4 separate regions of the Homo sapiens genome follow, and all the other regions are linked to region 2. The links are chromatin contacts, found by Hi-C or POLR2A ChIA-PET in ENCODE. All regions are on one chromosome and are shown on one strand. Each heading gives the region's core, a stretch centred on a gene start or an enhancer-like site at or near the end of the contact. The rest is flanking DNA. Distances are from core to core; before and after follow the strand shown.

Region 1 (6,852 bases), core at 2,336-4,835, 1.3 Mb before region 2:
TGTCCATCTCAGCCTCCCAAAGTGCTGGGATTACAGGCATGAGCCCCCACGCCCGGCCTGACAATTTTCTTAATGTAACTGAACTGTACACTTAAAATGGTTAAGATAGAACATTTCATGTCATGTGTATTTCACCACAAATTTTATCCAGGCTGAAGGACAGGCACGGTGGCTCGCTTTGGCAGGACGAGGCAGGAGGATCGCTTAAGGCCAGGAGTTCAAGACCAGCTAGGGCAACATAGCGAGACCCGCACCCCCATCTCTACAAAAAAAGTTTAAAAATTACCCAGGCCTGATGGCACATGACTCTGGTCCCAGCTACTCGGGAGGCTGAGGCAGGAGGATTGCTTGAGCCCAAGAGGTTGAGGCTGCAGCGAACTATATGGTTGCACCACTGTACTTCGGCGAGATCCTGTCTCAAAAAAAAAATCAAAAAAAAAAAAAAATCCAGTCTCAGAGGAGACTGGGGCAGGATTCCCATCCTGTGGGTCCTGGCAGGTGACCCCCATGTGTCCTCCATAGTAGGGGGTGATCAGGCCCTCCAAGAAGTCAATACCAATTATATCCCAAAGCCTCTTACATGTCTCCACCTGGACCTCCCTGTCTACCTCCAGACATACAGCTGCCCTCTGGACCTCACCCAGGGACACTGCTATGATCACTGAGCGATTCACCAATATTCCAGCTCTTTCTCCCTCCAGGTACAAGGTAGGAAGGCATTGCTCCACCCACTTGTGTGGCCACGTGACTTGCTCTGACCAATGGCATGTGAGCAGGTTTGACTTGTGTCACTTCTGGGCAGAGGCTTTAAGAGCTGCTGCAGAGCATGCTATATGTTCTTTTTCTTCTGCCTTGGCAACGGGCAACATGCCAGATGCTGGCTGAGTGAAAAGTGAAACCTCTGATGTTTTAAGCTCCTGAGATTTGGGGCTTAAAGTAGCTGGGACTACAGGTGTGTGCCACCATGCCTGGCTCATTTTTTTCCCTGGCTTGTTACTGCAGCAGAACTGAACCTGCCTTGAGTCCAGTGTGGCAGCAGAATCTGTAGATGTCACTCATCCAGTCCTGTCTTGTGCATGACGATGGTCTCATATCATTAAGCTGTAGGGCTGGAATGAGAGGCAAGGTGGATGCTTGACTTGGGAACAAAATTTCAGGGGGTGTCAAAGAACTCAAGAACTTTGTCCTGAACTCATAAATATTATTTTATTGTGATATTTTGTAAAAGTCAAGATTAATGCAAAACCATGATGAATAAAATGGTAACATTAAATCTATCTATCTATCTATCTATCTATCTATCTATCTATCTATCTATAGATATGTATATATATACACATAGGTCAGGCGCGGTGGCTCACACCTGTAATCCCAACACTTTGGGAAGCCGATGCAGGTGGATTGCTTGAGACCAGGAGTTCGAGACCAGCCTGGCCAACATGGTGAAACCCCATCTCTGCTAAAAGTACAAAAAATTAGCAGGTCGTGATACTGCACACCTGTAATTCCAGCTACTTGGAAGGCTGACGCACGAGAATCGCTTGAACCCAGGAGGCGGAGGTTGGAGTGAGTAGAGATCATACCACTGCACTGCACTCCAGCCTGGGCAACAGAATGAGACTCCATCTCAAAAAAAAAATATATGTATATATATATACACATATATGAGAGAGACAAGGTCTCACTCTGTCACCCAGGCTGGAGTGCAGTGGCACAATCATAGCTCACTGCAGCATTGACCTCCTGAGCACAAGCAATCCTCCCACCTCAGCCTCCCGAGTAGCTGGGACTACAGGTGTGCACCACCACACCCAGCTAATGCTTGAATTTTTATAGAGATGGGGTCTTGCTATGTTGCCCAGACTGGTCTTGAACTCCTGGGCTCAAGTGATCCCTCTGTCTCAGCCTCCCAAAGTGCTGAGATTATGGGCGTGAGCCACTGCTCCTGGCATACATTGTCCTAGTCTATTGTTAGAAGCAAGTTATTGGGTCCAGCTCACACTCGAGGGATCACACAGAGTGCAGACATCAGGAGGTGGGAATCATGGAGGAGTCTTGGAGCCTGTCTGCCTCACCTCCTCTCCTCTAGTATTCCTAGTTTTTTTTTTTTTTTCGAGATGGAGTTTTGCTCTTGTTGCTTAGACTGGAGTGCAATGGCAGGATCTCGGCTCGCTACAACCTCTGCCTCCCAGGTCCAGGTGATCCTCCTGTCTCAGCCTCCCAAGTAGCTGGGATTACAGGAGCCCCCTGCCACACCTGGCTAATTTTTGTATTTTTAGTAGAGATGGGGTTTCACCATGTTGGTCAGGCTGGTCTTGAACTCATGACCTCAAATGATCTGCCTGTCTGGGCCTCCCAAAGTGCTGGGGTTACAGGCATGAGCCACCAAGCCTGGCCTCTTTGCTGATTTTCATCTGTAACTTTCACTGTAATAAACCATAACTGGGAGTAACACCACTTTTCTGGGATCTATCAATCTCAGCAAATTATTGACCCTGAGGGTGGTCTCAGGGACCCCCGACACAAGCCCCATTTCCCAGCCACCATCTTTTGCAATCTCCATTGCCCTAGTCACCGAATGGCATATTCTTATCCATTTGCTATTTCCTGCCTCTCTCCTCTGGATCAAAGGCTCTGGAAGGTCGAAAACTCATCTGTCTTTCCCATGAAAGGCTGTAGAACAAAATGGTCAGGGGTCAAGTCCTGGCCCTGTCACTTTTTCATTGTTGCTGAGTCAAGGTCTCAGCCAGGGTGGAGTGCAGCAGTGCAGTCATAGCTTACTGCAGCCTTGAACTCCCGGGCTCAAGCAATCCTCCCACCTCAGCCTCCCTTGTGGCTGGGACTACAGTCACATGCCACCACAGCCAGCTATTTTTTTTCTTTTAAGACAGGGTGTCGCTCTGTCACCCAGGCTGGAGTGCAGTGGCATGATCTCGGCTCACTGCAACGTCTGCCTCCCAGGTTCAACTGATTCTCCTGCCTCAGCCTCCCGAGTAGCTGGAATTACAGGCATGCGCCACCACGCCTGGCTAATTTTTTTTTGTATTTTTAGTAGAGACGGGGTTTCACCATGTTGGCCAGGCTGGTCTTGAACTTCTGACCTCAGGTGATCCGCCTGCCTCGGCCTCCCAAAGTGCTGGGATTACAGGCTTGAGCCACCAAGCCCGGCCCCACACCCAGCTAATTTTTATTTTTTGAGACGGAGTCTTGCTTTGTTGCCCAGGCTGGAGTGCAGTGGCACGATCTCAGCTCACTGCAATCTCCACCTCCCAAGTTCAAGCGATTCTCCTGCCTCAGCCTCCGCAGTAGCTGGGATTACAGGCATCCGCCACTACGCCAGCTAATTTTTTTGTATTTTTAGTAGAGACGAGGTTTCATCTTGTTGGCCAGGCTGGTCTTGAACTCCTGACCTCAAGTGATCCGTCAGTCTCAGCCTCCCAGAATGCCTGAAGGTTAGCTTTTAAGTGTTGGTTACTTTATCTCCTCAGTAGCTAGATCAGGGTCCAGGTGGTCAGGATTCAGTCAAAAGCAAGTGATTAAGGAGACTCCTCTGGGGACTTTGCGATGGAGAGGCAGGAGGGGCCACGAGCGGGGGTGGGGAAGAGAAGAGGGCACAGAGGCCAGCGGATGAGAGAGACACCAGGGAGCCTGGGATGCCTGCCCGAGGCTCTGGCCACGCCCATGCCCTGCCTGTCCCGCTAAGGTGAGCTGGTCCTTCTGTGATCACCCGGGGAGGAGGCCTACAGGAGCTGCAGAGCTGAGTAGAGAGGGAAGGCGCGGGGGAGGCCAAGTCCCACGGGTCTGGGCTTCTAGGAGGAAACGTGTGGGAGGTTGGGACGGGAGGCGTGGGGGCGGGGGACAGGCAGGGCAGCTGGAGCCGGGGCTGTAGTCGGGCGCCGGCCAAGCCCCAAAGAAAGCCTGTGTTGGGCAGCGTCCGGTCTGGCCTGGCCTGGGAGGATGCCTGCTTGCTGCTGGGGGGCCCTGGAGATGCCGACGTAGCTCTGTACCCCCGGGAGGAATGTGACCCCCTCCCCACCCCCAGCCTCCAAATTTTTCCACATAAGGCTTCAGGGGTGCTCATGCCGCATGAGTTCAGGACAAAGGAATCAAAAGCACATGGACTGGATTCCCTAGGGAGGAGAAATTCTGGAAATAAGACGAAGAGGAGGACAAAGGGGCCCGGGGGCGGGGTGAGGGTGCTGGGACGGAAGCGGGGGGCGGGGATTGGGAGGCAGCCGGAGAAGGTGCCTGGCTCTGAGTGGCCTTAGACTGGGGACACATCTCAGCTGGGGATGAAGGCCACTGTGGCCCCGGACCGCCAGGGCAACTCCTTGGACCTCTCTGAGCCTTGTTCCTTCCTTTTTTTTCTTTTTTCTTTTTTTTTTGAGACGGAGTCTTGCTCTGTCACCCAGGCTGGAGTGCAGTGGCGCGATCTCGGCTCACTGCAAGCTCTGCCTCCCAGGTTCACGCCATTCTCCTGCCTCAGCCTCCCGAGTAGCTGGGGCTACAGGCGCCCCCCACCACGCCCGGCTAATTTTTTGTATTTTTAGTAGAGACGGGGTTTCACCGTGTTAGCCAGGATGGTCTCAATCTCCTGACCTCGTGATCCGCCCGCCTCGGCCTCCCAAAGTGCTGGGATTACAGGCGGGAGCCACCGCGCCCGGCCACCTTGTTTCCTTTCTTTTGGCCCAGATTCTTGGGGCAAAATACTTGGAGTCCTCCATGTCTCTGTCTCTGTTTTATTTTGTTCTCTCTTTCTGTTTCCTTCTTTCTTCTCTTTCTTCGTTCTCTGTCTCTCCTTCCTTCCTTCCTTCCTTCCTTCCCTCTCTTTCTTTCTTCTCCTTCCTTCTTTCTTTCATCTATCTCTGTCTCTCCTCCCTTTCTTTCTCCTTCCTTCCTTCCCTCCCTCCCTCCATTTCTTCCTTCCTTCCTTCCTTCCTTCCCTCTTTCTTCTCCTTCCTTCTTTCTTTCTTTCCTCTATCTCTATCTCTCCTCCCTTTCTTTCTCCTTCCTCCCCTCCCTCCCTCCCTCCCTCCCTCCCTCCCTCCCTCCCTCCCTTCCTTCCTTCCTTCCTTCTCCTTCCCCGGTCTCACTTTGTTGCCCAGGCTGGTCTTGAACTCCTAGGCTTCAGTGACCCTCCTGCCTCTGCCCCACAAAGTACTGGGATTACAGGCATGAGCCACCATGCCTGGCCTCTATCTCTGCCCCTGTCCCTTTCTCTCTCTCTCTATTGTATCAGCAAATCCCGAGAGCTCTATTTTCAAAATCTATCCAGCATCTACTCACTTTTCACCTCCTCCACAGCCCCTACCTGGTCCGGCCCCATCAACTCCCCCTTGGCCCAGTGCAGACTCCTCTGCCCTGGTCTCCTGGCTCCTGCCCTTGCTCGCCCGCTCCATGCTTTTCTGTCAGGGCACGTCCCTCCTCTGCTCAAGGACCCTCCAGGGCTCCCACCTCACTCAGTGCAAAAGCCAAATTCCTTCTTGTGGCCCACAGGGCCCTGCAGGATCTGCTCAGCACTTATCTGCCCTCACCTCCTCCTTCTCTCCCCTTTGCTCATTCCCTTCAGCCAGGCCAGCTTCCTCGCCGTTTTGGGCATGCTCCTACCTTAGGGGCTTTGCACGGCAGCTCACTCTCACTTGCAGCACCACCTCCTCCTCCAGATCCCCACATGGCTTTCTCTCGCCCCCTTCAGGTCTTTTTTTTTTTTTTTTTGAGACAGAGTCTCATTCTGTCACCCAGGCTGGAGTGCAGTGGCACAATCTCAGCTGGCTGCAGCCTCCGCCTCTCGGGTTCAAGTGATTCTCCTGCCTCAGCCTCCTGAGTAGCTGGGATTACAGGCACGCACCACCACACTCAGGTAATTTTTGTATTTTTTTTTTTTTTTGAGACAGAGTCTTGCTCTGTTGCCCAGGCCAGAGTGCAGTGGTGCGATCTCGGCTCACTGCAAGCTTCGCCTCCCAGGTTCACGCCACTCTCCTGCCTCAGCCTCCCTAGTAGCTGGGACTACAGGCACCCGCCACCACGCCCAGCTCATTTTTTGTATTTTTAGTAGAGACAGGGTTTCATCGTGTTAGCCAGGATGGTCTCGATCTCCTGACCTCGTGATCCGCCTGCCTCGGCCTCCCAAAGTGCTGGGATTACAGGCGTGAGCCACCGCGCCCGGTTGTAATTTTTGTATTTTTAGTGGAGACAAGGTTTCACCACGTTGGCCAGGCTGGTCTCAAACTCCTGACCTCAGATGATCTGCACGCCTTGGCCTCCCAAAGTCCTGGGATTACAGGTGTGAGCCACCATGCTTGGCCCAAGTCTTTTGTTCGTTTGCTTTTAAAGAGATGTATATATTAGTTCTTTATTTCTCTTTTTTCTTTTTATTTTGAAACAGGGTCTTGCTCTGTCGCTCAGGCTGGGGTGCAGTGGTGCGATCATAGCTCACTGCAGCCTCCAGCTCCTGGGCTCAAGCAATCCTCCTGCCTCACCCTCCTGAGTAGCTGGGACTACAGGTCTGCACTACCATGCCAGGCTAATTTGGTTTATTTAATTAAATGAATACATAAATTTATTTGTTTGTTTTGGTTTCTATCTACAGACCAGGACAGTGCTGAACATTTTGAGACAGGGTTTCACTCTGTTACCCAGGCTGGAGTGCAGTGGTGCAATCTCAGCTCACTGCAGCCTCAACCTCCTGGGTTCAAGTGATCCTTCTGCCTCAGCCTCCTGAGTAGCTGGGACTACAAGTGTGCACCACCACACTTGACTAATTTTGTTTATTTTATTTTTTGTAGAGATAGGGGTCTTGCTATGTTGCCCAGACTGGTCACAAACTCCTGGTCTCAAGCGATCTTCCTGCCT
Region 2 (7,183 bases), core at 4,627-7,126:
GGAGGCTGAGGCACGAGAATCACTGGAACCTGGGAGGAGGAGGAGGCGGTGGTGAGCCAAGATTGCGCCACTGCACATCAACCTGGGCAACAGAGCGAGACTCCATTTAAAATATAATAATAATAATTAGAAAAAGAAAAAGGCCAGGTGTGGTGGCTCATGCCTGTAATCCCAGCACTTTGGGAGGCTGAGGCGGGCGAATCACTTGAGGCCAGGAGTTCGAGACCAGCCCGGTCAACGTGGCGAAACCCCATCTCTACTAAAAATACCAAAATATTAGCCAGGCGTCATGGCACATCCCTGTAATCTCAGCTACTCAGGAGGCTGAGACAGGAGAATTGGTTGAACCTGAGAGGCAGAGGCTGCAGTGAGCCAAGATTGCATCATTGCACACCAGCCTGAGCGACAGAGTGAGACTCCACCTCAAAAAAATAATAAATAAGAAGGCCAGGCACGGTGGCTCACTCCTGTAATCCCAGCACTTTGGGAGGCTGAGGCGGGCGGATCACAAGGTTAAGAGATCGAGACCATCCTGGCCAACATGGTGAAACCCTGTCTCTACTAAAAATACAAAAATTAGCTGGGCGTGGTGGCACATGCCTATAGTCCCAGCTATTCGGGAGGCTGAGGCAGGAGAATCGCTTAAACCCAGGAGGCGGAGGCTGTGGTGAGCCAAGATTGCGCCATTGCACTCCAGCCTGAGCGACAGAGCGAGACTCCATCTCAAAAAAAAAAAAAAAAAAAAAAAGAAAAGAAAAGAAATGAACTCTGTAGCCATGAGCCCTTGCCGAAGGTAGTCTTACCTACGCTGGTCAGCTTGGGCTTTGGGGTCAAGGAGTCCGGCATCTCCCTCATAATCCCTGCTGTTCCCCAGGTCGGCCCTCCTCCACGCTGACTTCCGGGTCTCACTCTCCCACGCCTGTAAGAACGCTGTGAAGACGGATGCCCCTGCCTCTGCCCTCTGGGACATCATGCGTTGCTGGGTGAGGGCAGGGCTGACCTCATGCAGGTGGGAGGGCAGGTGGTGGTCACCTGGAGGTCCCTTGGGCCTAGTATTCCCTAACCTCTGACCTCTGCCCCCAGGAGAAGGAATGTCCGGTGAAACGGGAGCGACTATCAGAGACTAGCCCAGCGTTCCGCATTCTCAGTGTGGAGCCCAGGTAGGGGCAAGCACATGCAGGAGCGGCCAGGGCTGCCCACAGACATGGAAGCACATGTGTGTGCAGACAACACAGATGCTGCCCCACACAGACTCGTGCCCATTCTTCAAGTGAGATTCAAAATCTGCTGACTGGGGCTGGGTAGGTGGCTCACGCCTGTAATCCCAGCACTTTGGGAGGCTGAGGCAGGTGGATCACCTGAGGTCAGGAGTTCAAGACCAGCCTGGCCAACATGGTGGAACCCCATCTCTACTAAAAATACAAAAATTAGCTGGGCATGGTGTGGTGGTGGGTGCCTGTAATCCCAGCTACTCAGGAGGCTGAGACAGGAGAATCGCTTGAACCTGGGAGGCAGAGGTTGCGGTGAGTCTAGATCGCGCCATTGCACTCCAGCCTGGGCGACAGAGCGAGACTCCATCTCAAAAAGAATAAAAAAATAGCTGGGTGCGGTGGCTCATGCCTGTAGTCCCAGCACTTTGGGAGGCCGAGGCAGGCGGATCACGAGATCAGGAGATTGAGACCATCCTGGCTAACACAGTGAAACCCTGTCTCTACTAAAAATACAAAAAAAAAAAAAAAAAAATTAGCCGGGCGTGGTGGCAGGTGCCTGTAGTCCCAGCTACTCGGGAGGCTGAGACAGGAGAATGGCGTGAACCCCGGGGGGCAGAGCTTGCAGTGAGCCGAGATAGCGCCACTGCACTCCAGCCTGGGTGACAGAGTAAGACTCCGTCTCAAATAAATAAATAAATAAATAAATAAAAATAAAAATAACTAAATCTGCTGACTGGGCTGGGCGTAGTGGCTCACACCTGTAATCCCAGCACTTTGGGAGGCCAAGACAGGCAGATCACCTGAGGTCAGGAGTTCAAGACCAGCCTGGCCAACATGACGAAACCCTGTCTCTACTAAAAATACAAAAAAAAAAAAAAAATTAGCCAGGTGTGGTGGCACATGCCTGTAGTCCCAGCTACTCGGGAGGCTGAGGCAGGTGAATCGCTTGAACCTGAGGCAGAGTTTGTAGTGAGCCGAGATCGCACCACTGCACTCCAGCCTGGGCGACAGAGTGAGACTCCATCCCAAAAGAAAAGAAAATTAGCATTACCAGCATACCAGGGGTAACTTTTTGTCCATTTTGTTCACTGTCTATTCCCAGCACTGAGAACAATGCAGGCACACAGTCGTTAAATAAAAATGTTTATTAAGGCCAGGCATGGTGGCTCATTCCTATAATCCCAGTGCTTTGGGGGCCAAGGCGGGAAGATCGCTTGAGCCCAGGAATGAAACCAGCCTGGGCAACACAGTAATTAAGACTCCATCTCTACCAGAAAACTAAAAAAATTAGCTGGGCATGGTGGTACCTGCCTGTCGTCCCAGCTACTCAGGAGCTTGAGGCGGAGGCAGGAGGGTTGCTCAAGCCCAGGAGTTCCAGACTGCAGCTTTGATGGCGATCGCACCACTGCACTCCAGCCTGGGCAGCAGAGTGAGACCCTGTATCTTTATTTTATTTTTTTTTAGACAGAGGCTCACTCTCTTGCCCAGGCTGGAGTGCAGTGGTGCGATTTCAGCTCACTGCAACCTCCGCCTCCCAGGTTCAAGCGATTCTCCTGCCTCAGCGTCCCGAGTAGCTGGTATCACAGGCACCCGGCACCACGCCTGGCTAATTTTTGTATTTTTAGTGGAGATGGGGTTTCACCATGTTGGCCAGGCTGGTCTCGAACTCCTGACCTCAGGTGATCCACCCGCCTCAGCCTCCCAAAATGCTGGGATTTACAGGCATGAGCCACCGTGCCTGGCCGAGACCCCATCTCTTTAAAAAAACCAAAAATGTTTATTAGATGAATGAGAGAATCCTGACATGAGCAGACACCTCGTGCTGTGTTGTGGAGGCGGACAGGCCCTGTGGGGAGTGGGGACACACTCGTGTGGCAGCTTCCCCCAGCCCCAACGCCCCACCCCTGCTTCCCTAGGCTGCAGGCCAACTTCACCATCCGGGAAGATGCCAACCCCAGCTCCCGACAGCGAGGACTCAAGCGCTTCCAGGCTAACCCGGAGGCCAACTGGGGTCCCCGGCCTCGTGCCCGGCCAGGGTGAGTGGTGGTAAGGTGGGGGTGGGGCTCAGCCAGGGAAAGAAGGGGTAAAGGGCAGATGGGGTCCCACCTACTCCTCCCCTCGCACAGGGGCAAGGCGGCCGACGAAGCTATGGAGGAGAGACGCAGGCTGCTTCAGAACAAGCGGAAGGAGCCGCCGGAAGATGTGGCCCAGCGGGCTGCCCGGCTCAAGACATTTCCTTGCAAGAGGTTTAAGGAGGTGAGGTCCCTCCTCCCTTTCCTCCACTGCAGGACACATGAGTCTCCCCTTTGGGCAACAGGGAGAGAATTGGGGGAGCTGGGGCCAGGCAAGTGTTTGGGAGTGGGCTTCCCATCCCAGGAAAGGATCCCATCAGGGGCTGCTGAGCTCCGGGCAGGGGTTCACACCCACCATCTTCCCACCAGGGCACCTGTCAACGCGGGGACCAGTGCTGCTACTCCCACAGCCCCCCGACACCCAGGGTTTCTGCTGATGCTGCCCCTGACTGTCCAGAGACCTCCAACCAGACCCCCCCTGGACCTGGGGCTGCCGCTGGGCCAGGCATAGACTGAACCAATAAAGAGATGTCACGTCACCTTCTCCCGATTGCCTGTGGTTTGTGTATTGGTCCATACAGCTGCATGACTGGGATCTGTTCCTCTGGGGATCGTTCGCCCCTGCCTGGCTGGAGTGTTGAGTCTGTATGGGAGGTAGGAGCTGACCATCTGCACAGTGGTCGGCCCCTCTGCAGCGAGGGTCACTGAGCCACCCCAGAGCCGGAGCCAGCGATTCCCGAAGCGGCCACGGGGCGGCAGCTGTGCGCTCGCTCCCGCGGGGGTTCTGCCCCTCTTCCCCCTCCCACCTTCAGCGCTCTCCAGGCCACGGGCTTGCGCATAGTGGGGCGCTCCTGCCCGGTAGCCCCCACGTGTCTTCGCGCCGCTGCCTCCTCGCCGCCTGGTTTCTTTGGCCCAGCTCTCCAGGGGCCACAGTGGCGGAAGCTGGACCGGAACCAGGCGCCCTGTGCATCCGCTCCAGACCAGGTGCTTCCTGCCCTGAGGCCCGGGGCGAGGGGGGCGTGCACACAAAGAGGGACCTCGCAGGCTGCTGCCCAGACACCCAGTGAGGGGGAGCTGTACCCCTCCCTGCCCTCCAGAGTGGGGTTTAGTAACGTTAACGAAGAGTCCTGGGGCAGGATCCCCTCTCTGGCTCCTGCTCCCTTCATCCCCATCTGTAATGAGGCTAATCTTAGGACCCTCCTTGTAGCGATATCAGAGTTAGCGCTTAATTTTTTTTTTTTTTTTTTTTTTTTTGAGGCAAGGTCTAGGTGTGTGGCCCAGGCTGGAGTGCAGTGGCGCAATATTGGCTCACTGCAGCCTCCACCTCCCAGGCTCACGCCATCCTCCCACCTCAGCCTCCAGAGTAGCAGGGACTACAGGCACGCACCACCACAACCAGCTAATTTTTGTATTTTTTGTAGAGATGGGGTTTTGCCATGTTTCCCAGGCTGGTCTCAAACTCATGAGCCCAAGCAATCCGCCAGCCTCAGCCTCCCAAAGTGCTGGGATGACAGGCATGAGCCACCAAGCCCGGCCTTTACTGCATAAAACTTTAGTTCCTGCTTCTTTGGAGGAAAGCAATGGAGGTGTTGATCGTGGGGTCCTGGGCTCCACCCCATTCCTGGGCGGGGGGGGGGGGGGGTTGGTAGTCCTGCTGCTGGGTGCCTGCCTGCCTGGGGGCTCTTGCAGTTGCCCAGATACACAGACGGGCCAAAGCATGAGTATCACAAGTGGGTGGCAGTCTGGTAGCTGCTGCTGCCTGGCTGTGCCCAGAGCCTCTCCCTGTGGGAGGCTCCAGTAGGGTCTTGAGGTTTACCACCAAGCCAGGATAACTGCCCCCCATGAAGGGGCCGGGTGCTGTGGGGTGAGGGCCATGGACCACCAAGTTGGAGTTATGTGATCCTGTAGCCAAGAGGCCTATAGTTGTGGGGACCTGTTGGGCATCTACTGGAAGGTCACACCAGCCCCAGCACCCTAGGAAATCCAACTTCCCCACCCCACCCCTGACAGCCATGGCTCTTCCTCTCACCCTCCTGGGCTTGGAAATGTGTGGATACTGTGCTGAGGGCTTGGGACACCTGCCCAGGCTGGACACCCAAGGCCAGACTGTTAGAACTGTTCCCCTTTGGGTGCCCCACTCCCGGGTAGGGGTGGTGGAGAGGAGGGAAGGGCCTCTGTAAAAAGAGGAACCAGGCTGGGTGAGGAGAGGAGGTGGGGGCCCAGGGTCACGCGGCCCCAACGGGCCGGAAAGGGCTCTCCCTCACCCCCATCAGCACAGACATTCGGGCAGGGAGTGTGCAAAGCCAAAGGGCAGACTCGGACATAAGAGGAGGCAGCTTCCCTGCCTCAGTTTACCCCCTGCGTGCATCCAGGCACCTCCCTCCCCGGCTGCCCTGGGGCCCGGGTCCCCAGAGGCCCGGGGTCCCTACAGTGGCTGGGGGAGCGGAAGGCGAAGCCCTGAGGGGTGGCGGACCGAGTCCTGCCAGCGCCGGCTGGGGGCGGGGCCGGGAGGCCCGCGCTGCTAGGTCCCCGCCCGCTGGTTTCCTCCGGGGTCAGCCAGGCTCCTTATCAGGCGCGGCCAGGCAGCCTGGCCCTTATCTGCACTGGGCCAGCATCCTCCGGCCGCTGCGCCGCCAGGGGTGAGAGGGAGGAAACCGGGCCGCCGGGGGCGGGGAGAAGGCGGGCCGGCCCGGGAGCCGCTCACTTTCCCTGGGGGGGACCTACGCGGAGACCTCGGCTATCCTGGCCTTCCGAGGCCCACGAGGAGGCGCGGCCCAACGCCGGGGCCTGGAGCATTGAGGCCGGACCCTCGCGAGACAGCAGAGCCTGGCCTGACGCTGGAAACCACACCCTGGCCCAGACTGCCAGCCCTGACGGGACAGAGCCAGGGCACTCACCAGGCTGCAAGAACAGTGCTGGGGTAAGAGGGGAGCGGGCCTAAAGGTGGAGGATCCCGGGCCTGGGACCCAGCCTGCATTCCTTTGTTCATTCCTTCATTCATTCATTCACCAGCAGGGACCCACTAGTGAGGGGCCAGGCCTGCTTCCCCAGGGCCTAGCTGAGGAAGACAGGGCAGAGGGGCCAACAGTCTCACACCTTGCTGGGACATCCTGGACTCTGGAACCAAGAGCAAACAGGGATGTCAAAACAGTATGCAAAACTGTGGATGATCGCGGGGCATTGTGGTGCATGCCTGTAATCCCAGCACTTTGGGAGGCTGAGGCAGGAGGATCACTTGAGCCCAGGAGTTCCAGACCACCCTGGACAACAGAGTGAGAACCTGCCTCTACAAAAAAAATTTTTTTTTTTAAATTAGCCGGGCATGGTGGCACATGCCTGTACTCTCAGCTACTCAGGAGGCTGAGACAGGAGGATGGCTCGAGCCCAGGAATTTGAGGCTGCAGTGCACTATGATTGCACCACTGCACTCCAGCCTGGACAACAGAGGGAGACCCTGTCTCTAAAAAAATAAACAAATTTTAAAAAGCGTGGATGCTGATGAGGATGGGGGCTTCCAAGCCAGAGGGAGGGTTGGGGCATGACTGGACTGGACTGGGCAGTGGGGTCAGTGTTTGGGGGTCTAGGGTCAGCATTTGAGGTCATAGTGTCAGTAGTGGGGTCACAGGGTTGCTATGGGGGATGTTTGCAGTGGGAGTGGGGGTCACTCAAGCAATTATGGAGCACTTTCAGGGACAGCAATGGGAAGAACCGCAGGGTCATTCTTGAGGTGCAGAGGGTCAGCCTGGGTGGGGGCTGGGGGCCTTCCGTGAAGGGTCAGAGTCCATCTTGGAGGGATTCCAAGCTCACATGGCATCAATGAGTTAATGAGGAGTCTCTGGGTTGGATCTTTAGATCTGAGGATAACAGGGTTAATCTTGGGGTTTCTGGGGATCCCAGGAT
Region 3 (6,407 bases), core at 2,729-5,228, 1.0 Mb before region 2:
CGATCTCAGCTCACTGCAACCCTCACCTCTCAGATTCAAGCGATTCACCTGCCTCAGCCTCCCAAGTAGCTGGGACTACAGGCGCCCGCCACCACGCCCGGCTAATTTTTTGTATTTTTAGTAGAGATGCGGTTTCACCATGTTAGCCAGGATGGTCTCGATCTCCTGACCTCGTGATCCGCCTGCCTTGGCCTCCCAAAGTGCTGGGATTACAGGCATGAGCCACCGCGCCCGGCCAAGAAAGTGCTACTTTAAATAGGGTACTCTGGGAAGTCTTCTTTCAGAGGACATTTGAGCTGAACCACAAGCGAAGAGAAAGAGACAGCCATGCAATTATCTGGAGGAAGCACATTCCAGGCAGAGGGAACGGCAAGTGCAAAGCCCTGCGGCAGAAATAAGCTGGGTGTGTTGAAAGAAGGGAAATAAAGCCAGCTGGGCTTGAGAGCGGTGACAAGAGGAAGAATGGTAGATGAGGCCTGAGAGGTCAGCTGAGGCCACCACGCAGGGCCGCCTAAGCCATAGGAAAGATCTTAGGTTTCATTCTAAGTAGGATAAGCCTCTGAAGGTTTTAAGCAGAGTAATGACATGATCTGGTTTACAAGTGAAGATCATTCAGCCAGCTGTAAGGAGAATGCATCATAGACAGGGCCACATTCTTCATTAGCGCCACGGAAATAATGCTGGTGGATCATGAGCTTCTCAGGGGCTACGAAAAGGTCAGGGACAGGGATAAAGGGAAAAAAGTTCCACAATGCAAAGAGAAAACTACAAAGTTGGAATGAATAAATGTTTAATTAAGCATCTAGAAATGTGACATCATGACAACTGCATTAATCATTAAATTTAGTATTCATAAGCAATCGAATTACATTTGGAAATTAGATTTTCTCAAATCACAAATATCCCTAAGTATGCAATGATTGCCAAGAAATCAAGCGAATCATAAATGTGAGTTTCCTTGAAGCCAAATAATTTCAAAAGAATAAAAACAAAGCTTTCGATTTTTTAACAGCTAAAAAGAATTTTTCTTAACTTAATGTGAGATGTAGATACCAAAAATGGGCTAGGCGCTGTAATCCCAGCACTTAAGGACAAGATAGGTGGACTGCTTGAGGCCAGGAGTTTCAAGACCAGCCTGGGCAACAGCGAGACCCTGTCTCTACAAAAAATTTAAAAAGTATAAGAGGCAGGGCACGGTGGCTCATGCCTGTAATCTCAGCACTTTGGGCGGCCGAGGTGAGTGGATCACCTGAGGTCAGGAGTTTGAGACCAGCCTGGCCAACATAGTGAAACCCCATCTTTACTAAAAATACAAAAATTAGCTGGGTAAGGTAGCGTGTGCCTGTAGTCCCAGCTACTCGGGAGGCTGAGGTGGGAGAATCGCTTGAAGCTGGAAGCAGGAGGTTGCAGTGAGCTGAGATTGCGCCACTGCATTCCAGCCTGAGTGACAGAGCAAGACTCCCTCTCAAAAAAAAAATAAAATAAAATAAAACAAATTAGGCATGGTGGCACGCACTGGTGATCCCAGCCACTCGGGAGGCTGAGGTGGGAGGATCACTTGAGCCCAAGAGTTCCAGGTTATAGTGAGCCACGATTATGCCACTTGCACTCCAGCCTGGGCAACAGACCTCTATTAAAAAAAAAAAATCCCACAGGAACTGGATTGTTTAAAAAGAAAAGGAAAAGGAAAACATACTAGCACAGTGAGTGAGTCCTAGTGAGCCCACAGAGGTGACTGGGTAAGAAATACTAGTGCCTTGGCTCAGTGCTGTTCAGGCGTACGGCCTGTGAGTTTGAACACTGTCCAGAGCACCCTTAGAAAGGCCTCTCTGGGGAGAGGACATTTGAACAGAGACTTGAATGACAAGAAGGCATAAGCCATGCCAAGAGCCTAGGAGAAGAGGTTCTGGGCAGAGGCTTTGCACTGGGAGTGGCTTGTCAGAATTTTAACAAAAAGAGGGTTACTTAGCCTGGTTTGAAGTTGGAGCTGGGTGGTTAACAGGAGACAAAGCATAGAGTTTCAAAGACAATGCTCTCATCCGGAGAAGTGACCTGGTCAAATGTGTTTCTGACCTTCGCTGTCCAGTAATACAGGAGCCACTTGTCACACGGGCTCAGGAGCACTCAACTGCGGCTATCAAGACAGCTAAACTGAACTTTCTTTTTTAAAATTTAATTTTAATTTTTAGAGACAGGGTCTCACTCTGACACTCAGGCTGGAGTGCAGTGGCTGGAGCATTCTGGGCTCAAGAGATCCTCCTGCCTCAGCTTCAGGAGTAGCAGACACTACAGGTATGCACTACCACACCTGGCTTATTCTTTTATTTTTTGTAGATATGAGGTCTTGTTATGTTGCCCAGGCTGATCTTGAACTCCTGGCCTCAAGAAATCCTCCATGACCAGCCTCTAAAATTACAAATAATAATAAAAAAAGATATGGCCGGGCACAGTGGCTCACGCCTGTAATCCCAGCACTCTGGAAGGCCGAGGCGGGCGGATCACTTGAGGTCAGGAGTTCGAGACCAGCCTGGCCAACATGGTGAAACCCCGTCTCTACTGAAAATACAGAAAAAAAATTAGCTGGTTGTGGTGGTGGGCACCTGTAATCCCAGCTACTCAGGAGGCTGAGGCAGGAGAATCGCTTGAACCCGGGAGGTAGAGGTTGCAGTGAGCCGAGATCGCGCCATTGCACTCCAGCCTGAGTGACAGCGCGAGATTCCATCTCAAAAAAAAAAAAGTGGCTTCCAAAAAATGTTAATTTTACACCTAATTTTGGTGCGCGGCTGGCATTATTTTTCCACTGGGCAGCACTGATCGCCCGTGGGGGCAGAGACTCTGAGACCTGGAGTCTCCCAGGCCGGGGGCGACGGCCCAGACGGGAGGCGGTGGAGAGAAGTTTCCGGATGTATTATGTGGTCATGAATCATGTCAGGGAATTGCCACGGCCCCCGTTGAATGGGGAGGCGCTGCCTCGGGCGCTGAGTAGCAGAGCCCGGACTCTGAACACTGGTCTGCCCCCGAACTGGAACTCCCATTTTCAGTACCGTCCGCTTGAAACCTCCCAAGAGCCCTCAAGGGGGCGAGAGAGGGATCCAAACCCCTCGGGGGCGAGAGCGGGATCCGAACCCCTCGGGGGCGAGAGCGGGATCCGAACCCCTCGGGGGCGAGAGCGGGATCCGAACCCCTCGGGGGCGAAAGCGGGATCCGAACCCGGCCGGATTCCCGAGGTCTGAGCGCGCCTCGTGACCGCCACTCCGAACGTTCGCAACGTTCACAACGGACTCCCGCGCCGCTGGACCTCAAGGGTCAGGAGCCACTCAGAAAAGCTCCAGGAAACGCTCACCTGTTGACAGACGCTGAGGCCGCAAACGCTCCTCCTCTCTCTTCACACTCGCCAACACCGCGGTGGCGCTCGACTTCCGCTTCTCTCCAGCGAATCCCCAGCTGAGCCTCCTTCTGCTCCCGCCACCATTACCAATCCAGCCAATAAACTCTCAGAAAACCCTCTTTATCTCCGCCCCACTCCCTCCTGCCAATCACTTCGGGTGCGAGCACCGCCCTTCCCGCCTTCTTTAGCGAGCGCCGCGCGCCACCGCTCGGCGGGTGGCGGCGCTGCGCGCTGCGGGATGCATCTCCCGGAAAAGCGAGGCGAGGGGCGGGCCACGCCGGTGCGGGAACCCTCAGGATTGGCCAGAAGGAGGCCGGCGCTGTGACTCCGTCCATTCCCGCCGTTGACATCCAAGTCGGAGACGCTGGGGATTGGTTTCCAGCGGACACGCTAAGAAGCTTGGAGATAGTTTCGCCCTCCTCACACGCTGCGGAGAGGGAGCTCCGCTGATTGGTCCGAGGAGTCTGGGCGCGCGCCGATCGGCGCTCCAGGACTGGCTGAGGGGGTGCGCGCGCCGCCAGGGAGCGTTGGCGGTGATTGGCCAGAGGGCGGAGGCCGGCTATTTGAAGGCGGCGCGCGGACTAGGTGCGCACTTCAGTTCTCGGAGAGAAGAGGCGGGAGTGGACCTGGTCAGCCCTACCCCACTGACCCCACCGGACCCAGGCGCGGCCTCCGCCACAGCCACAGCCCCTGCCCCTGCTGCGGCGCGGCGAGGCGAGGCGATGGCCAAGGTGTCGGTGCTGAACGTGGCGGTCCTGGAGAACCCGAGCCCTTTCCACAGCCCCTTCCGGTTCGAGATCAGCTTCGAGTGCAGTGAAGCCCTGGCGGACGGTGAGGCTGGGCCTGTGCGGGGACCCCCACCCCCGGGCCGACCCCGGCCTCCCCTCAGAGAACCGCTCCCATGGCCAACTTGATCTCCCCCATGAAACCCCTCGTCCCCCTTCCGCCAACCCCGATCTCCCCCAGCCCGCCAGTCAACCGGATCTCCCGGTGGAGACCCCCCGCCACCAGCCAACACGGACCTCCCCGTGACCTCCTCCCCCACTGCCCGCCTTGACCTCCCGGGTGGAGACCCCCCGCCAGCTAACTCGGACCTCCCAGTGGCCTCTTCCCCCACTGCCCGCCCCGACCTCCCCATAGAGATTAACCCCCTCCAAGCCCCATTTCCCGCGTGGGGAACCTCATCCATCTTTTTTCTCTGGAGCTCTTCCTAGGTACCCGTTTTCATGGGGAGACCTTCTCGGCCTCCATTTCTTAACCCACGGAGATCTTCAGCCACCGTGGTTTCCCTGTGGCAAGACCCCCGCTTCAACCACCCACCCATTTTTGCCCACTTATTCCCTCTTTCCTGTAGTGAGATACTCACACCTCCCATTTTCCCTCTGGAGACCCCCAATATCCAGCCCCTTCCCATTTTCCCCGGGGGAAATCCCAGCCATCTCCTATTTTCCCTATGGAGACCTCTCACCCAAGCTCCTCTCTCCTTGCCGTGAAGACCCTCCCCTCCAGTAACCTTTTTTTCCTGTGAAAACCCCTCAACCCCTTTTCAGGACCTCTCTCAACCCCATCTTCCCATTTGTGTCCCACCAGTCCCCTCCCCAACCTGCCAATATTTCAATAACCCCACGCCCACCAGTTGCTGCCGCTTTTCTGCCCCAATGCACATACCCTGGAACCTGGTTTCTCTCCTTCGTTGGGGCCCAACCCCCCTATGCTTGAGCTCTCCCTGGGAAAGGATGCTACCGTCTTTGAGGGGAACTTTGTCTCCCCAGCTCCCCTTCCCCACCTTTCTCTGTGGGCTTGGATAAACACACTGAGATCCGAGGGGTGGCATAGCCAGGCAGGCATTAGCTAGTTCTCCAGGTTTGCCCACCCGTTTCCAGCTGAGTTACTGCAGCAATTTTTCTGTCACTTTTTCTTTCTTCTTCTTCCTCTTCTTTTTTTTTTTTTTTTTTTTGAGACAGTCTCACTCTGTTGCCCAGGCTGGAGTGCAATGGCACGATCTCGGCTCACTGCAACCTCCACCTCCCGAGTTCAAGCGATTCTTCTGCCTCAGCCTCCCGAGTAGCTGGGACTACAGGCGCCTGTCACCACGCCCAGCTAATTTTAGTATTTTTAGTGGAGGCAGCGTTTCACCATGTTAGCCAGGTTGGTCTCGAACTCCTGACCTCAAGTGATCCACCCGCCTTGGCCTCCCAAAGTGCTGGGATTACAGGCGTGAGCCACCGTGCCCCGTCTTCTTCTTTTTTTTTTTTAATATAGCTGGATAATCAGTGCCAAGCTCCCGTTGCTTTTGATGGTCTGACCTAGTCTGGGGGGTGGGTGGATTGGGCTGAGCTGTGACGGGCTCCAGCTTCAAACAGTCGGCTGGAGCTTGGAGGTCACAGCCTCCTGTACATCTTTTCCAAGGTGCTTCCGTAGATGTACTTATTAATCTGTGTGACTTAAAGGTGGGCATGGCTCTCATCTCACAGATGAGAAGACAGGAGCCACAAAACGCAAAAGACCTTTCAAGTCAAGGCCTGTACAAATCCAAAATCTAAGGTCACCTAGGGAGCCTTGGCACCACTAACAGGCAAGTCCTGCTTTCAGGAAGAAGTACTCCATTAGGCCATTTTTCTACTTGGTGGTTGAAAGAGAAAAGGCAGCAGCCGAGGAGGTGGTGATCTGGGGGCCTGTGAAGCCAGGATATGCTAACTAGTGCCTCTCGGGGGCAGGTAGGTGTTTTGCCCTCAAAGCTGGTCGCCTGGACTAGCTTGGAGCTGATAGAGTGAGATGTGGATGTGCTTTGGGTAGGCCAGTGGGTCTGTCTCTCCCCGGTCTCTCTCGCTCCTTTTTAAATTAAGGAGTCTACTTGTGGCTAACTATAGAATATGCCGAGTTAAATCCTTTCTGGAACAAGGCAGCGGGTAAATAAATAAATAAAGTGTAGAATGACGCTGTGGAATAAGATTTAATTTAAAAGCCAGGAGGAGATGGAAGGAAGTAATAGGTTGAGGGATTCCCAGCTCCCCGACGG
Region 4 (6,317 bases), core at 1-2,500, 1.3 Mb before region 2:
CTTTACCAAATTTTTAAAAATTAGCTGGGCATGATAGGTAACAAGAGTGACACCCTGAAGAAAGAAAGAAGAAAGTGGAGGGAAAGAGGGAGGAAGGATGATAGGAAAATAAATCTGCCAGGATCTAATAAAGCTTAGTGACCATGCCACCATGCCACTCCTAAGTATTTAAAAGAAATGAAAATTTATCTTCCCCAAAATACTCTTACAGTACAAGCTCTATTAACAGTGGCCAAAGACCGGAAACAATCAATTGGCCAAGAACAGGTGAGTGAAACTATATTGGCTACATTATAGTATAGCCACACAATGAAATACCACTCAGCAGTAAAAAATAACGAGCTGTTGATATCCCCACAACATGGACAACTCTCAAAAACACTTTGCTGCGGCCAGGCAGGGTGGCTCATGTAATCCCAGCACTTTGGGAGGCGGAGATGGGCAGATCACATGAGGCCAGGAGTTCGAGACCAGCCTGGCCAACATGGCGAAACCCCTCTCTACTAAAAATATGAAAATTAGCCAGGTGTGGTGGCGGGCGCCAGCAGTCCCAGCTACTCAGGAGGCTGAGGCAGGAGAATCGCTTGAACCCGAGAGGCGGAGGTTGTGGTGAGCAGAGATCGCGCCACTGCACTCCAGCCTAGGTGACAGAGCCAGACTCCGTCTCAAAAAAACAGCTTTGTTGAGCAAAAGTCAGACACAAAAGACAACCTATTGCATGCTTCTACTAACGTGAAAATCAAGGAGACAAAACTATCGTGGAGCGATAGAAATCCAAATACTGCAAAATGTTCTGTCCATTTGAGTCATTCCAAGCTCCCTATTCTTTTCAGAGCCTACACTGTGGAGGACCCCCAGGCCGCAGATTGATAGCAACTGGGACAGTTCTGGTTTCAGCGCCCAGCGCAGACGCCACTCTTCGAAAAGGTGGGGCACACGCCAAAACGCAATCATCCGGTCTTCAGTTATCAGTACTAAACATGGCGGCTCCCACCGAGCACCACACCCAGATCACGAGACCGCGCGCTGTCGGAGCCAGTCTGTCGGCTCACTGGGGCGCGCCTACTTTTAGATTGACCAATAAACGCGAGGCGTAAGGCACGCCCTCTTTCTTCCCGTCTCCGCCAATAATCTCCCGGTCCCTTCCACAGGACCCAATCACCGCTTCGGCCTCTCTTGAATGAAAAGGCAGCGGCCCAGTCAGCAGAGCAGCAGCCCGACGCAAGAGGCAGGAAGCGCAGCAACTCGTGTCTGAGCGCCCGGCGGAAAACCGAAGTTGGAAGTGTCTCTTAGCAGCGCGCGGAGAAGAACGGGGAGCCAGGTGAGCAGCGGATCCCGGGCGCGGGGCCGCGGTGTGGGGACGTCTGAACTGAGAGCGAGAGGACGAGGGGAGACGTTGGGATCTAAGGGGAGGGGGAGAAAGGGTCGCGAGACGGTGGGGGCGGGGCGGTTGGTGTGTCAGAGCGCTGTGTGTTGGCCGTTGGGCACCGGGGCGCATGCGCTAGGGGTGGGCCAGCCGTTGGCGCGCGGTGCTCGGGGCTCGGGGCCCGCTTCTCGGAGGGGCTGTCATGGCCTACGGCGCTCCGAGCCCCACTTGGAGTCTGTCAGTTCGTCCGAATAGACCCCGCGGCGGCCTGGGGCCATTTGGAGAGGGACGAGGGGGTGACGCCGGGGTCTGGGGCCTGGGTGGGAGAAGTTGGAGCTTTCAGTTGTCAGGGGTTTCTTTGGGTCCGAGGGACTTGATCCCTTTCCCAGTCTACCTTCTTCTTGGTCTACTTTTTACGGGATTCGGGATTCTGAGATTTAGAGCAAATAAGACTTTATTTTGGAAGGCCGGGCGCGGTGGCTCTTGTAATCTCAGTACTTTGGGAGAGACCAAGGAGGGCGGATCACTTGAGGTCAGGAGTTCGAGACCAGCCTGGCCAACATGGTGAAACCTCGTCTCTACTCAAAATACAAAAAAAAATCAGCCGAGCGTGGTGGCGAGCGCCTGTGGTCCCAGCTACTCGGGAGGCTGAGGCACGAGAATCGCTTGAACCCGGGAGGTGGAGGTTACAGTGAGCCGAGATCGCGACACTGCACTCCAGCCTGGGTGACAGAGCGAGATTCTGCCTCAAAAAAAACAGAATGAAAAAAAGATTTTCTTTTGGAAATAGGAGTCCCCAGGTGGGAATAAACTCCGGGGTGGAAAGCCTGCCTGGGGACACTTGAGGGTAACTGGGTACACGTGGCGTGTCTGGGTTGTGAGTTCCCCGCTGTCACCTTTCAAGTTCATGCGCTCCTGGCGCCTTAGCGGTCATGGCCACCCACTTTGGGCGGGGAAAACCCCGCCGGATCCTTTCCTGATCTAATCAGTTTTGAGCTTTAGATCCTGTCCAGCCCGGTTTCTCGAAAATTTTATCTTAGCAGATTCGGTTCACCCCAATTTATTTATCTCTCTCTCTCTTTTTTTTTTTTTTTTTTTTTTTTTGAGACAGAGCCTTGCTCTGTCGCCCAGGCTGGAGTGCAGTGACACTATCTCGGCTCACTGCAGCCTCCGTCTTCCGGGTTCAAGCAAGCACATCCGGCTAATTTTTGTATTTGTAGTAGAGACGGGGTTTCACCATGTTGCCCAGGCTTGTCTCTAATTCCCGACTTCAAGTGATCCGCCCGCTTCGCCTCCCAAAGTGCTGGGATTACAGGCATGAGCCACCACGCTGGGCCCCAATTTCTTTTTTTAAATTTATTTTTCTTGAGAAAGGGTCTCCCTCTGTCACCCAGGCTGGAATGCCATGGCGCCATCACTGGCAGCCTCGACCTCCTGGCTCAAGCGATCCTCCCGGCACAGCCTCCCAAGTAGCTGGGACTACAGGCCCATGCCACCACACCGGGCTAATTTTTTTCTTTTTTTAATTTCTACTTATTTATTTTTTAGCCTTTGCTACATAGAAGGTGCCCCTTGGGCTATGTGTTTTTTAAGTTTTTTTAAGTTTTAGGGTACATGTGCACAACGTGCAGGTTTGTTACATATGTATACATGTGCCATGTTGGTGTGCTGGACCCGTTAACTCGTCATTTGCATTAGGTATATCTCCTAATGCTGTCCCTCCCCCCTCCCCCCACCCACCCGGCTACTTTTTTAAAAATTGTTTTTGTATAGACGCGGTCTCGACTTATTGTCCAGGTTGGTCTCGAACTCCTGGGCTCAAGCCATCCTCCCACGCTGGCTTCTCAAAGTGCTGGGATTACAGAAGTGAGGCACCATGCCGGGCCTGCCCCAAATTTATTTCCCCACCAACAAAACAACTTTGCTTTATTTCCTTAAAATACACCATCTCTTGGCCACCTAGATTTGGAGCCCAGAATAGACTGTGGCTTTTCTCTACCCATGGATTGGTCAGGGGATGTTCCTGTCTTTTGGCATGTCCCACCCTTTCTTTCCTTACCTCACGCCCCTACCCTGGTTACTTCTCTTTTATTTGGTGACTGGTTTTCCCTGCTACTGGTCTTAACCTACCCCTTCATCGGAGGAGTAAGTTACAGTACTCTTGGGCAGATCCTGATTGAGTGGCTCAGCTCCAATCTAATTAGCAGTTCCCTATTGCTTAACAAGTACACAGGCCCAGGCTGGGCGTGGTGGGTGGCTCATTCCTGTAATCCCAGCACTTTGGGAGGCAGAGGCAGGAGGTTTGCTTGAGTCCAGGAGTTCACGACCAGCCTGGGAAACGTGGTGAAACACTGTCTCTACTAAAACAAAAATTAGCCAGGCGTGGTGGCATGCACCTGTAGTCCCAGCTACACAGGAAGCTGAGGTGGTGGACTCACTGGGCCTGGGAGGTCGAGGCTCCAGTGAGCTATGATTGCACCACTGCACTCCAGCCTGGGTGACAGAGCGAGACCCTGTCTCAAAAAACAAAAAAACAAACAAACAAACACATGCCCTGTGTGGCTGACCAGCTCTTCCAGCTTTGTCTTCTGCCCTGACGCCAGCCAGCTAGTCCTACTCTGCATACCCCAAAAGGCTCTGGTGCTTTTCGGACTGACCTTTCTTGGCTCCTGTTTTCCCTGCTGCCTGGGAAGTGACCCCTTCAGATTGCCTGTTTGAAGGGTCAGATAAAGAGACATGTTCAACTCTGCCTGAACGCCTTTATTCTAGTTCCATTTATTCAGCCATTGCTATGGAGTGCTTATTAGCTGTTCTCACAGGGCAGGGCTGACTGGAAGCGGTGCTGTTTTAGTTGGGGCTGTGAGGAAATGCCTTTCTGGAGCAAAGGAGGCCCAAAAGAAGTGGGGGATTTGTGACCCTTCCAGGCAGCAGGAACAGCAAGTGCAAAGGTGCTGAGGTGTGTTTGAGACACGGCAGCAAGGCTGGCGAGTGAGGGGCAATGGGGGAGATGAGGTATGAGTATAGAGGAGTCGGGTTAGGAGGGGCCCGGTAGGCTGGCTTTGTGAGGACTCGAGTTTTTTTCTAAGCACAGTAGGAACCCATTAAAAGTTTTGAGCAGAATAGTGATGTACTCTTAGGTTTGTTTTTTTTTTTGAGACAGAGTCTTGGTCTTGCTCTGTCGCCCAGGCTGGAGGGCCATGGTGTGATCTCGGCTCTCTGCAACCTCTGCCTCCTAGGTTCAAGTGATTCTCCTGCCTCCAAGTAGCTGGGATTACAGGTACCCGCCACCACACCCGGCACATTTTTGGTATTTTTAGTAGAGATGGGGTTTCACCATGTTGGTCAGGCTGGTCCTGGACTCCTGACCTCAGGTGGTCCGCCCGCCTAGGCCTCCCAAAGTGCTGGGATTACAGGTGTGAGCCACCGCGCCTGGCCGTGACTTAGTTTGATAGGGTCTTTCTGGCTGCTCTGGGGAGGGGCTGGGGGATGGCAACAGGGAAACCAGGGAGGAGGATATTGGCTTAATTCAGGCAAGAGATGATGGCACCTACATGTCCAGCTGACAGTGGTTAAGCAAAATGTAGTATGTTGGTGAGATGGAACATTAGGTGACCATGGAAAGAAATGAGGCCAGGTGTGGTGGCTCACACCTGTAATCCCAGCACTTTGGAAGGCTGAGGTGGGCGGATCGCCTGAGCCCACAAGTTGGAGATCAGCTTGGGCAACATGGTGAAACCCCATCTCTGTTACAAATACAAAAATTAGTGGTGGCGGGCGCATGTAGCTCCTGCTACTAGGGAGGCTGAGGTGGGAAGATCGCTTGATTGAGCCCGGGAGGCAGAGGTTGAAGTGAGCTTTGATTGGGCCACTGCACTCCAGCCTGGGCAACAGAGCAAGACCTTGTCTCAAAGAGGGGGGAAAAAAAAGGAAGGGAGTACTGATGATGTGGTAGAGCACACTGTGCTGAGTGAAAGAAGCCAGACACAAAATGTCACAAATTATAAGATTTCATTTATGTGAAATGTCCACAACAACAGGCAAATCCATAGAAACAGAAAGCAGATTAGTGGTTGCCCGGGGCTGGGGTGGGGTGTTTAGGGTATGGATACGTAAAGGGTACAGGAGCTTTTATTTCAAGGTGATGAAGTATTCTAAAATTGCACATGTGGTAGTGGTTGCACATGTCTGTGACTACACTAAAAACCACTGAATTATCTGCCTTAAGTGGTGAGTTGTATAGCATGTAAATATCTCTGTGAAGCTTTTCTTTTTTTTTTTTTTTTTTTTTAGGCTGGAGTGAAGCGTGATTTCAGCCCATCACAACCTCCGCCTCCCAGGTTTAAGCAATTTTTCTGCCTCAGCTTCCCGAGTAGCTGGGATTATAGGCGCCTGCCACCATGCCTGGCTAAATTTTTGTATTTTTAGTAGAGTTGGGGTTTCACCATGTTGGTCAGGCTGGTCTCGAACTCCTGACTTCAGGTGACCCACCCGCCTTGGTCTCTCAAAAGTGCTGGGATTACAGGCGTGAGCCACCGCGCGCAGCCTGTAAAGCTGTTCTAGTTAAAAATAATAATAAGGCCAGGCGCGGTGGCTCACACCTGTAATCCCAGCACTTTAGGAGGCTGAGGTGGGTAGATCATGAGGTCAGGAGTTTGAGACCAGCCTGACCAACATGGTGAAACCCTGTCTCTACGAAAACTACAAAAATTAGCTGGGCATGGTGGCAAGCACCTGTAATCCCAGATACTCAGGAGGCTGAGGCAGGAGAATCTTGAACCCTGGAGGTGGAGGTTGCAGTGAGCCGAGGTTGCGCCACTGCACTGCAGCCTGGGTGACAGCAAGACTTCATCTCAATAATAATAATAATAATAATAATAATAATAATAATAATAATAATAAAACAGGTGATAGCAGCTTGGGGCCAGCATGGTAGCATAGGTGAGAACTGGCC

Evidence for each region. Hi-C counts contacts between places; a loop is a spot of excess contacts on that map. ChIA-PET counts read pairs that join two places held with the same protein, here RNA polymerase II (POLR2A). Pooled maps may share reads with other maps.
Region 1: a loop to region 2 is called in a pooled map, with 2.5 times the contacts of the local background. The contact joins the promoter of LINC01841 here to the promoter of LYL1 in region 2. A Hi-C loop is called at or near these places in 1 of 37 single-sample maps with no recorded cell type and 5 of 50 pooled maps. POLR2A ChIA-PET finds 5 or more read pairs at or near these places in 2 of 52 experiments (T-cell and activated T-cell).
Region 3: a loop to region 2 is called in a pooled map, with 7 times the contacts of the local background. The contact joins the promoter of ASF1B here to the promoter of LYL1 in region 2. A Hi-C loop is called at or near these places in 1 of 37 single-sample maps with no recorded cell type and 6 of 50 pooled maps. POLR2A ChIA-PET finds 5 or more read pairs at or near these places in 1 of 52 experiments (activated CD4-positive, alpha-beta T cell).
Region 4: a loop to region 2 is called in a pooled map, with 8 times the contacts of the local background. The contact joins the promoter of DDX39A here to the promoter of LYL1 in region 2. A Hi-C loop is called at or near these places in 5 of 50 pooled maps. POLR2A ChIA-PET finds 5 or more read pairs at or near these places in 2 of 52 experiments (HEK293 and activated CD8-positive, alpha-beta memory T cell).

What each region holds. Positions count from the first base shown.
Region 1 is chr19:14,360,723-14,367,574 of GRCh38, reverse strand. It overlaps LINC01841 (long intergenic non-protein coding RNA 1841), which reads left to right and starts at 3,585. Exons shown (of 4, transcript NR_134908.1): 1 at 3,585-3,703. RefSeq lists a silencer at 712-801 and an enhancer at 664-958.
Region 2 is chr19:13,101,551-13,108,733 of GRCh38, reverse strand. It overlaps LYL1 (LYL1 basic helix-loop-helix family member), which reads left to right and starts at 5,876. Exons shown (of 4, transcript NM_005583.5): 1 at 5,876-6,203. TRMT1 (tRNA methyltransferase 1) reads left to right here. Exons shown (of 17, transcript NM_001136035.4): 13 at 875-983; 14 at 1,084-1,160; 15 at 3,128-3,247; 16 at 3,338-3,467; 17 at 3,653-3,827. The coding sequence ends at 3,799. LOC105372282 (a long non-coding RNA gene) reads right to left here and starts at 4,318. Exons shown (of 2, transcript XR_001753871.2): 1 at 4,090-4,318; 2 at 3,828-3,926. RefSeq lists silencers at 2,694-2,773, 5,494-6,103, enhancers at 4,134-4,193, 4,105-4,399, 4,334-4,413 and cis regulatory regions at 3,823-4,403, 5,203-6,123.
Region 3 is chr19:14,134,160-14,140,566 of GRCh38, reverse strand. It overlaps ASF1B (anti-silencing function 1B histone chaperone), which reads left to right and starts at 3,978. Exons shown (of 4, transcript NM_018154.3): 1 at 3,978-4,219. The coding sequence starts at 4,111. ADGRL1-AS1 (ADGRL1 antisense RNA 1) reads right to left here and starts at 3,415. Exons shown (of 3, transcript NR_045214.1): 1 at 3,344-3,415. RefSeq lists enhancers at 3,333-3,492, 2,989-3,615, 3,693-3,832 and a silencer at 4,163-4,212.
Region 4 is chr19:14,414,274-14,420,590 of GRCh38, reverse strand. DDX39A (DExD-box helicase 39A) reads left to right here and starts at 1,250. Exons shown (of 11, transcript NM_005804.4): 1 at 1,250-1,321. RefSeq lists silencers at 1,421-1,520, 3,668-3,757, 3,778-3,857 and enhancers at 1,641-1,780, 2,191-2,250, 2,621-2,670.